3 separate regions of the Homo sapiens genome follow, and regions 2 and 3 are each linked to region 1. The links are chromatin contacts, found by Hi-C in ENCODE. All regions are on one chromosome and are shown on one strand. Each heading gives the region's core, a stretch centred on a gene start or an enhancer-like site at or near the end of the contact. The rest is flanking DNA. Distances are from core to core; before and after follow the strand shown. Region 1 holds the start of LINC02703 (long intergenic non-protein coding RNA 2703). Region 2 overlaps SIK3 (SIK family kinase 3). Region 3 has its middle 10 kb from the start of FXYD2.

What was found. A loop is a pair of places that touch in the nucleus more often than their neighbours do. Pooled maps may share reads with other maps.
Region 2: a loop to region 1 is called in a map with no recorded cell type, with 5 times the contacts of the local background. The contact joins the enhancer-like site here to the promoter of LINC02703 in region 1. A Hi-C loop is called at or near these places in 4 of 37 single-sample maps with no recorded cell type and 5 of 50 pooled maps.
Region 3: a loop to region 1 is called in a map of GM12878, with 11 times the contacts of the local background. The contact joins the enhancer-like site here to the promoter of LINC02703 in region 1. A Hi-C loop is called at or near these places in 1 of 168 maps with a recorded cell type or tissue (GM12878), 5 of 37 single-sample maps with no recorded cell type and 6 of 50 pooled maps.

The regions. Positions count from the first base shown.
Region 1 is chr11:115,918,373-115,922,121 of GRCh38, forward strand. It overlaps LINC02703 (long intergenic non-protein coding RNA 2703), which reads left to right and starts at 1,264. Exons shown (of 7, transcript NR_187258.1): 1 at 1,264-1,939. RefSeq lists an enhancer at 960-1,109.
Region 2 is chr11:116,929,042-116,933,022 of GRCh38, forward strand. The region is part of intron 3 of SIK3 (SIK family kinase 3); the gene reads right to left. Among named protein-coding and RNA genes, the nearest start is that of APOA1, 93 kb to the left of the region's middle. Within about 2 kb of position 1,715, at least 20 of the 41 ENCODE cell types and tissues checked have a DNase peak (open chromatin) inside an H3K27ac peak, as active enhancers do.
Region 3 is chr11:117,812,580-117,816,574 of GRCh38, forward strand. It overlaps a transcript of DSCAML1 not described here. Among named protein-coding and RNA genes, the nearest start is that of FXYD2, 10 kb to the right of the region's middle. RefSeq lists enhancers at 1,231-1,808, 2,598-2,677. Within about 2 kb of position 2,417, at least 12 of the 41 ENCODE cell types and tissues checked have a DNase peak (open chromatin) inside an H3K27ac peak, as active enhancers do.

The sequences.
Region 1 (3,749 bases), core at 14-2,513:
AATAACCCTGTGATTGATGGGTAAAGGTCATGGACTCTGGGATACTGGCAGGCACTGATGGGAACCTGTTAGGGCTGGACCGGGACCATCTCTGGCTTCCTGCTTCCCTCAGGTACCAGGATGCTCTGCTATGGTCTCTGGCAAAACTGAGCACTGGGGCTGGGCACATAATTTTGCCTGGGACAACTGCTGTAGGGGCTTCAGAATGCCTGGTTTTCTAAATTTTATTGGTGTCAGGAGAGAGCTTTGATAAGCTTTAATGTGCTATTAATTATTTGGGCTGTTAAAAAAGGGAGTGCATGAGAGGCTTGGAGTTGAATGATCTCATTTCTGAGGTTCTGAGGAGGTACACACATACACCCCAGTGGAAGCCAACTCAGGATCCAGCTGCTCACGGAGTTCCTCCCTCTGCTCAGACACCAAGAGTGCTGCTGCCTGAGACTGAGCAGAGTAGGGAACTGGGGAGGATCTCCACTGCTTTAAACTTAAATGTAACTTGGGCAATTTGGACTTTCTTTGGGCTTTAATTCGCAAGGGCTAAATACTTTGATTTTGGACTTTAATCTCTTTGGGATTTTAATCTCTAAATTTTTCCCTAGGAATTTGATAATGGGAAGGGTTTATATCCAAATTTGGGACATCTTATTTTCCCATTTATTATTGAAGAAATCTTTATGCATTTTTTATTAGCTCTTTATGCATTTTATTATTGAAGTATCTTCACTCTGCTATTAAACCTCATTACAGAACCTCTGATGAGGTTAGTGGTCCATGTGGCTGGACATCAATTTGGATTGGAAATAGAACAGGCTCTGAACTTGCAGTCTTAGACACAACATAGCCTTGGACTGGATTTTATTAACACACTGTTCTGGCTCATCTCAGAGGCTTATGGAAGTGAAATCAACAGTGTCTTAGGATGGTCCCAGGAAGGCACAGGAAGGAACAGAAGTTGATGCTGGGGGAGCGACCTCCTGCTCAGATAGTTAGCTCATCCCCTCCTGGAGCCAGATGACCACATACCTGGTTGTCCAGGGGTTAAACATTAAGCCCAGCTGGTTAAGATAACAAAAATCTGGGGAATTTTTATCCCCTTCCTTCTCTAGTTTTCATATAGAGGGACTTCCCTGACCCCACACACTTGGCCCCTCTCTACTCCCTTTTTGACCCAGCTAGGAGTGATTTGTCACTTGAGTTTATGTATGACTCACTCTCTTCCCCTCCCTCTCCCTCTCTTTTGGTATATGCCTGCCCTGGGAGAACACACAAGCTCTGCTGTCAGCCATGTGGTAAGATTCGTGGGGCTGGCTCTGCCCCGACTGGGGAAGCCTGAAGTTTTGGGGGATCAGATCAGCTCAGGGGTAGAGTAGCAGGTCATTCTGGTCTGACACAAGCCACCCCCTCTAATTTAACATTATCAGGAATAAAGGTGCTATTTCGATCTTCATTTCTCTGGCTCTTGGTCTGTCAATGGAGTGGTTCTGTAGTCGGAGAGGGTGAAAGTGGAGTTACAAATTTGCCCCCCTCAAACCTGAGAAGCAACTCTTTGGACCAATAGCAAAGTGATTTCTCAGCTGTGAACTAACAGTTTGCTTTTGGAATGAATCATGTGCTTTCAATTTTCCACTTCAAAAACACACACTTCAGCAGAAGTCACTTTACAGCAAATGAAAGAAGAAATTTCCCCAGGGGAGAAAGGTGTTTGTTACTTAGAGGAGGGTAGAAGGGATGACTTAGGAGCATCTATTTTTCCCAACTGTGAAGTCACCAGGAGGTCTTTTTGATATTATTGCCCTTCTAGCCAATAAGGCAGTGGTTTGCAAAATGCTAGCAATTAAGCAGTGCTCTAATTGGCTGAATTGTATCTCTCTGTCCAGAGTTCTGGGAGAGAACATAGGCAGGGTTAGGCATGGGAGAATGTGTCTGACTCACAACGAAGGTAGGAAGGGCTGGGTGGGTTTTATTGTGGGATAACTTTCCCAGAGCCTCCTCTATTTAGCTCTCCACATGGAAGCAGGGCTGTCAAAATGGCAAGTTCTACAGAGTGCCCCATTGCAACTGCTCCTCATTAAACTCCCTTCAGAGTCAAGAATGTGTTCACTCTCCTCTTCCTCTTTATATACTCACCACCGCCATCGCCAGCACCTTCACCTTCATCATTGTCTCTCTCATTTATGGAGCACTGTGCTAAGCCATTTTTATGCATGATCTTCTCCTCACAACAACCCTGTGAGATAGATACCCTTATTTCCCCCCATTTCCAATGGGTAAACTGAGGCTGCAGGAAATTGAGCCAATAAATGGTAGAGCCAGAATTCCAGTTCAGACCAAATGTGACTCCAGTACACTATGCAATGTAGATGCCTATCCAATGTCTTCTTGGATGCTTCCAATGACGAGGTGCTCAGTAACTCCTGAGCTTCCCGTTGCACTGTTGGACAGATTGCAAGCTTTCCTCCCCAGGTCTCTGACATTCTGCCTGTCGTTACACAGAATGCATCCTGTCACACCATGGCAGCATGTTTGATTGAGGCAGGGCCCTAGTTAATGCTTTGCAGTCAAGCAGGGATACTGGGCTGGTGTAATGTAAAATGCTGACCTGGGGAAATGGCATTTCACTGAACTCACTGAGGCTTGAAATGGGTGTGCTGTGAACTGTACGGCCTTGCCCTCCTGAAGAGAGGGCCCCGAGGGATAGCTGGAAGGCCTGGCAGAGTGCCTCTCCTCCCTCTCAGCATGCCATGGCCTTCTAGGGGGCTTCCAGTTCCATGCTGAGGCTATACTTCCCTCTCAGGGAGAGCTGGTTGCTCCCGCATGCTGTTTGTAGTGTTTTACATCTACCTCTGCAAACCTGCTGGGCGTTCTGGCTGGATGATGCTGTTCACATTCCGAATGCTTGTGTTTACCCACCTCCTCACTGAACAAATTTACAAAGTCAACATTTTGGGACATCTCAGAGATTTAAAAAAAAAATGGCAACACAAAACTAACACAACTATGTTGTCCTCTCCCACCCCCTTGTTTCTAACACATCATAGAGTGGAATTAACAAGATTCTAGTCCTTGGCACTGGATCAATTCTGGATGCCATCTCCACCCAGTCTCCATCCCGTCTTTCCCCTAACTCTTACTGTTCTGATAAGTGATGGTAAACAGAAAACAGGCCATTGTGTCAACTATACCTGGCTTCCAATCCCAACTCAGTCTCTCACTAGCTCTGTGATGATGAGTAAGTTACATAATCTCTGCGAGCTTTAGTTTTCTCATGGGAAACTGATACACGCTTTGCATTGTTGTGCTGAGCTTTAGGCAAGGTATCCAGGATGTGCATGGTTTTGGTTGCTGGTTGGTCATTCCAGGATTTCATCCTTTCGACCTTGACCAGTTCAGTGATTAATGGTTTTCATCAGTTAAATCTGGATGATGGAGTAATTGAGTCAGGAGTGGGACAGGGCAGCTGGACCCAGAGCAGACACTGAGCACCCCTGGGCAAGCCCCCAATCTTTCTGTGTTTTTGTGCCTCCATCTGTTGTGCCCTGATCTGAAATCATTTTGTCTCTTACTGGAAGGATGTGAGGCTGAGATGGAAAGAAGAAGGAGAGGTGCTCAAAAGTCTGCTGAAGAAAGATGAATAGCCCCTTGTAAGCCCCACTTACTGCTGCCCACCCTTGATTGTCTGTGGCCGTAGAGGAGAGAGAGCGTAATTCTATAAGAGAGGAGCACCCAAAACTGCTGCTTGATAACCCTGG
Region 2 (3,981 bases), core at 465-2,964, 1.0 Mb after region 1:
TTCCGGTGAGGTCTGCTATGAACTTTAAACAACACGAAGTCCAAACTAGGGAGAGTAACTTAACAGAAGCTGTGAAAGAACTGGCCATCCATCAGAGGTAGAATGCTATGTTTTAAGAGGCCATTTTCTAACAGTACCTGCTCCTCTGACCCCCTATTTCTCTTAACCCAAGGCCTAATTATTCTAATAATATGTTTTAGTTGCTAAACCTTGTCTAATTAAAGAGCTTTGAAGAGACAGCTATTCTTGAGAAACATAAAAATAAACCCTTATGAAGGTTTACCATCAGAAGCTCATTTGGCCAAGCTACCCATTAATTAAAATGCCCAAGAGACATTTGTCTGGCAGTAAATACTAATTACCAGAACACATCAAAGTGCTTCTTAAATGCTGCAGAATGATTAATTTCACAATTTCCAAAATAAGTGATTTCTTTTATTAAGAAAGTCTTTATAAATTTCTAAGTACCTTGTTTTCCTAAAGTGATTGGAAAGTTCTCAAAACTGTTATACGGGCCAGAAGCTGCTGGAATGCAGCCTAGTTCTGTTTTATCTCTACAGTGACACATCAGTTGTCCCTGGACAAATCATTTATCCTGCCAATACCCCCACCTCTTGATCTTCTAAATACAAGTAAACTCTGTTGCATGCTATACCCAAAGAAAGAACAGAATATTTGGGAATAAACGTGTACTCTGATTAAGAGTATCATACGTTAAAACTTTCACTTTCAAAGATGTTGCAAAAGACATTTTTGAAAAGGTCCACTGAATACTATATAGGGAATACTTAAACATCTAGTCAATAGAGCACAAAGTCCTTCAGGATTCTGCAGAGCTTAAAGGTGATTTTCTACACATCGATTGTCACTGTTAATGGTTCTGGTTAAAAGGTAGCTGTAACAGCGCACTGGGTAGTACAGCTTAAACTATAATACTTTCCCCAAAGTTACCTTCAGTACCCCTATAGTTATAGATACAAAGAAGATAAACAAATCACTTTTTTTTTTCCCCTGGACTCTAAATACACTTACGGAACAAATCACTTTTTTTTTTTAAAGTGTTCACATTAGATATTTGCTCCTAGCCATTGTGTTTAGGGTTCAAGTTTTCTTCTCTTTGGGAGCACTGTGCTCTTCACATGCAAGCTCCTTCCAGTGGCTCAATCGCATTCAGACCTCAGCCTCTGCCCTGATTTTTGCCCATCTTATCCCCCCAACCCCTACTCCCATTGGTTTGCTTTCACTGTAAACCTACGAGGTCTAGTGGGTGTGCCAGGAAGCCAGCAGCCTGCAGTGGTTTTCACTCCCTGCTGAAAATCGCCTTTCAGCTGCCTGCTGACAAATAGCTGCTTTATATTCGTATATGCTCTAGAGGCAGGCAGCAAACATTCTTCAAGTTCAAATGTGATATTTAACTTTCAGTGAAGAAATCCAGAGCTGTAGACCAGCCTGGACTTAACACATAGTCACAGCATTTTTACAAATACTGCAGTACTTTCAGAAGGCAAATGAAACCAAATGGCTCCTGAATCCACTCAATACGCAAAGTAAAATGTACGTTGAACCTTGTCAGGATAAACTCCAATTGCAAGGAACTCCAGAGTTGTTCTGCTTCTTCCAGGCAATTCAGTGAACTACCTCTCCTAAATACTGAGACACAAATACTACCCATATCCTCATCCCAATCATCCACACTGCAGCCATGCCCCTAGCTAGAGTCCTGCCCCCTCCCCACCCCCACCAATCTAAACAAACCTCAAGTAGACACCTGCTGCATAAAGTCAAGTCCATCACACTAAGCTTTTTTCACCATCAATCAACTACTTATCTATTTAGTTGCCATTATAGGTCTGGGACAAATTTAAAGTTTTCTTTGACCACAATTTCACTCCAAACATGTACCCAGACAGGGATGAGGTGACTCTCGGTTAAAAGGAAAAAAAATGGTTCTCCTGTTTCAAGTGCTTTTCAAAAGTAAAAAGTAAAACAAAGTAAAAAAAAGTAAAAAGTACTTTTAAATTCTCTTTCTCACTTTCCCATGACCATGACTTGGCATTGGTCTTCTTTAATCTTTTTGGTCTGCCCTTCCTTGCAAAATGAAAAGAAGTAAGTGACACTAAGAGATTTACATACCCGACGAAGAGTAATATTGTTAGAAGTACAGGAAATCGATTTTGAATTTTCTAAAGTATTAGAGCACCAGCACGTAAGTTTGCTTCAGAATTCACTGTTTGTAATTTTGTCCCAATCTTACTCAGGAAGAAAATATCTTGTGGTACATTTAGGTTCTGACCTTTCAAAGAGCAAAAATACACAGAAGCCAGTCTTACCTTCCCTAGGCCAGCTTCAATGGAGTGTCAGAGGTATGCCACTAATGGGATAGTGGTGCGGAGCCAACATTTCTTAAAATAAGTCACTTTTCCACTCTAAACAGACAGTGTCTCCATTTGTCTGCTAAGTCTACAACTCATAGTTGATGCAAAACACTAGCTGAAAATGAACATACCCTGACAGCAGGACAAGCAATAGGCAGAAATACCACATTTCAGTGAAGAATGAACCCAGCCTAGAAAAGGGAAAAGGCAGTATGTGTGCTCATCTTCATCTTAGGTGACTACCTGAAAAAACTTCTGCCAATTCCAAACTAACCACAGCTAGTAGTTCTTTGCTTTGCCACTCAGTTCTATCATTTCTTCTTCCTACACCCATGGAAACGACTTCCTGTTTATCAAACAAACGCTTCTTTCCAAAAAAGCAGGGCGAGGCCAAGATAACTCAGCTCCCCCTAAGCAGGTTAATAAGAGTGCAGTCACTTTAATATCCTATTGTCCTCTAACTCCCAGGCGTGGCTGCCACTGACTAGAGGAAGAGGGTTTGTCATTTTGTCTTTCTTGCCAAGAATCCAACTACCTCTTACCGGGCTTCTTGACTTGTTGCTGCTTCTTGTTACTATCTCTTTTCTTTGCTCCTCCATTGACCAGGCCAAAAACTTTTATGGCATCTTTCATTCTTCTCTTTCTCTCACACCCTGCATCCTATCCATCAGCAAATTCTATTAACTCTACGTTCAAATCATATTCAGAATCCAACTATTTCTCACCCCTGCCTTCACTCCACTCTAGTGCCACCAGCCTCATTTAACAGCAACTACCTCACTCCTAGATTTCTGCAATAACCTCCTAGGATTACTCCTCAAAAGAGCAGCCAAGGTAGTAATCTTTTTTTAAAAACTTTTTATTTTGAGATAATTATAGATTCACAGGAAGTTGCAAAGACAGTGCAGAGAGGTCCCGTGTACCCTTCGCCCAGTTTCCGCCAATGGTTAAATCTTATATAATTATAGAACGATATCAAAACCCAGAATTTGACATGGGTACAATGCGTATGTATAGTTCTATGTCACTTTATCACATGTGTAGATTTGTGGAACAACAACTGCAATTACTACAATAGCAATTACAACTATTCGGACTCAGTCATTACTGAGTACTCTCACATATATGCCTGCATGTGTAAACGGATCTTGCCTTTCCCCTGTTCAATTTTTTGTATCAAAAAAAGATACAAAAATATTTCACCACCACAAAGATCTCCGTTGCACTACCCCTACACAGTCATGCTTGTTCCTCTATGCCCCACCATCCCTAACTCCTAGAAACCACTAATCTGTTTCCCATTTATGTAATTTCATCATTTTAAGAACACTATATAAACAGAATCATACAGTCGGCGACCTTTTGAGATTGGCTTTTTTATTTTCTTGTTTTTGTTTGTTTGTTTTTTGAGAAAGAGTCATTCAAGCTGGACTGCAGTGGCAAGATCACGGCTCACTGCAGCCTTGACCTCCTCCCACCTCAGCCTCCCAAGCAGCTAGGACTACAAGCATCTGCCACCATGCCTAGCTAATTATTTAGAGGTAGGGTTTCACCAAGTTGACCAAGCTGGTCTCAAACTCATGGGCTCAAGTGATATTCCTGCCTA
Region 3 (3,995 bases), core at 1,167-3,666, 1.9 Mb after region 1:
ACTGACCCTGACACCCATCAGGCTCAGCAAATTACCTGGGCTGTACTGCCACAAGGCTTCACAGACAGCCCCCATTACTTCAGTCAAGCCCAAATTTCATCCTCATCTGTTACCTATCTCGGCATAATTCTCGTAAAAACACACGTGCTCTTCCTGCTGATCGTGTCCGACTAATCTCCCAAACCTCAATCCTTTACAAAACAACAACTCCTTTCCTTCCTAGGCATGGTTAGTGCAGTCAAAATTCTTACACAAGAGCCAGGACCGCACACTGTAGCCTTTCTGTGCAAACAACTTGACCTTACTGTTTTAGCCTAGCCCTCATGTCTGCGTGCAGCGGCTGCCACTGCTTTAATACTTTTAGAGGCCTTTCCTACAAGGTCTGAGAAGGCCACCACAGTCATTTCTTCCCTTCTGTCAGACATAATTCCTCAGTTTAGCCTTCCCACCTCTATACAGTCTGATAACAGACCAGCCTTTATTAGTCAAATCAGCCAAGCATTTTTTCAGGCTCTTAGTATTCAGTGACAGACTAATGGTCTATTAAAAACACACCTCACCAAGCTCAGCCACCAACTTAAAAAGGACTGGACAATACTTTTACCACTTTCCCTTCTCAGAAGTCAGACATGTCCTCAGAATGCTACAAGGTACAGCCCATTTAACCTCCTGTATAGATGCTCCTTTTTATTAGGCCCCAGTCTCATTCCAGACACCAGACCAACTTCGACTGTGCCCCAAAAAACTTGTCATCCCTACTATCTTCTGTCTAGTCATACTCCTATTCACCGTTCTCAACTACTCATACATGCCCTGCTCTTGTTTACACTGCCGGTTTATACTGTTTCTCCAAGCCATCACAGCTGATATCTCCTCGTGCTATCTCCAAATTGCCACTCTTAACTCTTGAAGTAAATAAATAATCTTTGCTGGCAGGACTATGCTGAATCTCCATAGGCACTCTCTAATTAAATGTCCTAGGTCCTCCCAATTCTTAGACCTTTTATACCTGTTTTTCTCCTTCTCTTATTCCATTTAGTTTTTCAATTCATACAAAACCGTATCCAGGCCATCACCAATCATTCTACATGACAAATGTTTCTTCTAACAACCCCACAATATCACCCCTTACCACAAGACCTCCCTTCAGCTTAATCTCTCCCACTCTAGGTTCCCACGCCACCCCTAATCCCGCTTGAAGCAGCCCGGAGAAACATCGTCCATTCTGTCTCCATACCACTCCCCCAAAATTTTCACCGCCCCAACACTTCAACACTATTTTGTTTTATTTTTCTTATTAATATATGAAGGCAGGAATGTCAGGCCTCTGAGCCCAAGCCAAGCCATCGCATCCCCTGTGACTTGCACCTATACGCCCAGATGGCTTGAAGTAACTGAAGAATCACAAAAGAAGTGAAAAGGCCCTGCCCCGCCTTAACTGATGACATTCCACCATTGTGATTTGTTTCTGCCCCACCTTAACTGAGTGATTAACCCTGTGAATTTCCTTCTCCTGGCTCAGAAGCTCCCCCACTGAGCACCTTGTGACCCCCCTTCCCTGCCCACCAGAGAACAACCCCCTTTGACTGTAATTTTCCATTATCTTCCCAAATCCTATAAAACGGCCCCACCCCTATCTCCCTTCGCTGACTCTCTTTTTGGACTCAGCCCGCCTGCACCCAGGTGAAATAAACAGCCATGTTGCTCACACAAAGCCTGTTTGGTGGTTCTCTTCACACGGATGCGCATGAAACTTAGTTCATAATTGGCTAAGCCAGGGCTCAAATCCAGGTCTGCTGATTCCAAAGCCTGTGACCTTAGCTGTGAGGCCAAGGAAGAAGGGATCACGCACACCTCTGACCACCCCAGCTGCCTACCCTGACCCCACAACTTCCTTGCTCCTGGAGGCATGGAGCAGGGACAGGGGTGGTCCACCTGGTTGGTAATCAATCACTCATTCATTCCTCTACTCAACCAGTCACGTGTGCACTCAGTAAACATGTATGGAGGGTGCACTAAGTGCCCAAAGGGGGGTGAGGCACTGGGATCGGTGGGTGAACTTTCAGATGCAATCCCTCCCTCATGTAGCTTATAAGCAGTGGGGCCTCAGATGTGAAGGCAAAGCTCAGAATTCAGGGGATTCAGGGTCCCCTGGCAGGTGCCCAGGGTGCTAGAGAGAGCAGGTCAGGAACACTCTTGAACAGCGGAGGCCCAGCCTGGCTCGTCCCCCTCCTGCCCCCTGGGGCGGGTGTCTGCGGCCTCCAGGCTACTCCTGGATGATTTTATTAGCTGTGTTGGGAGCATATGGTCCTCGGACATGAGACCTGAAGTAGTATTTACTGGAGAGCCGAGGACACCGGGTTCCCGTGTGGGCTGGGTTTGGCACGCACTCGGTTACTGATTGATAGGCCATTCAGGAAACAAAGACCACAAGAGAATTCAGCATGCTCCTGGCTCGGGGCCAAGCCAGCCTCATCTCCTTTGCTTTGTCAAGTGTGTCTTTTTGTCTGCCTTCATCACTTGCTGGGCGCCTCTGTGTTCACTGCCGGGAGGAAGCCAAGTGTGTATTTGCAGGGGCTGTGGGGGTGTATCCAGCTTTTCTCTAAGAACAGCTATCCAAGGGGCGGGAGGGAACAAGGGGGTCAGCCACAGCTCTCCCCTTACCCCTTCCCCTGAAAAGTCACAGCTCCTTGACGTGTGAGCTGAAGCTTGGGACTTTTGTCTTGTGTCTGTTTTTTCCAAAGCCAAGTCCAGAGACAGACCAGGGCCTTCCCAAGGTCACACAGCAAGCCAAGGGCAGAGCTGGCAGTGAAACCAATTTTCCACCTTCCACGGTGTGGTCTGCACTGAGCTGCAGGCAGGGCTTCCGGGGCCACAAATTGCTTCCCCAGCTCAGAACATTGCCCTCTTCTCCCCTCCCTGCTGCCCTGCTCACCAGGGGGAATTCCTCTCAGTGACACCAAAGAAGCCCTTTGGGGAAGTGACAGTGAGCATTTCTTGAAAAGGGAACCAAGTTTAGACATCTAGAGACAGTAGCAGCCGCGGTGACTGGCGGCCTCCTGGGGCTGAGGAACTTCGGGGTGTCACTCAGGGTGACAGCAGGTAGCCCAGCAAGCCCATAGGAGCAGGACAGGCCAGGCTGGGCCTCCACTGTTCCAGGACTGTTCCTGACCTGGTGTCACCTGCACCCTGTGAAGGGAAGCTCAGAATTCAGGGAGACTCAGGGTCCCCTGGCAGGTGCTCTGCCCTGGTCTCCCGCCCTGCCAGGGGACCCTAAGTCTCCCTAAATTCTGAGCTTGCCTTCACATCTGAGGCCCCACTGCCTACAAACTGAAAATGAAATCTGCCAAAACGGGTTGGGGAGCTGCCACTCCTGAACATAGCTCGTCCCAGTCCCTTCTAGGCATGAGGTCCCTCCACACCTGGGGGAGACCCTCCCCCAATCTCCCAATGCCACCTTCTTTGCCCCTCCAGTGTCAGGTTGAAGCTCTGGGAATGAACGTTTGAAGTTCTAAACAGGATTTCTTCCCAAGTCCTCAGTCACTCAACGGCAAACTATGAAGTGTCCCCAGCCTGTGAGGCTCCTCCTGCAGCCAAAACTGGGAGGGGGCACTGAGTCTGGGCCCAGGCTTTCTTCCAAGGCTAGGACACTCGGGCCCTTCCGTGGCTCTCCCAGTGCAGCCCTGGGCTCAGCACTGCCCTCCCAATGTCCCGGAAGGAGGCCGCTGTGGCCCTGGCTCCGAGGCCCAGGCCCAATCCATCTTCCCAGCCAGTGACTCGCTCTGACAACAGGGCCGAGCTGCCGTGGCATTTGCCTCTGATCTCCGCTGGCCAGGCATTTGTCAGGCAGCCTGCTAGGAATGAAGAATGGGCGCTTGGTGAGGCACAGATTACCCGCCCCAGAGGCCCCTGATGAATTGCAGTTCAGAGCTCAGCTGCCTGGGGCCATGGATCAACAGGGAGGCGACTAATCTCCCCCACAGCAGCCCTGCCGA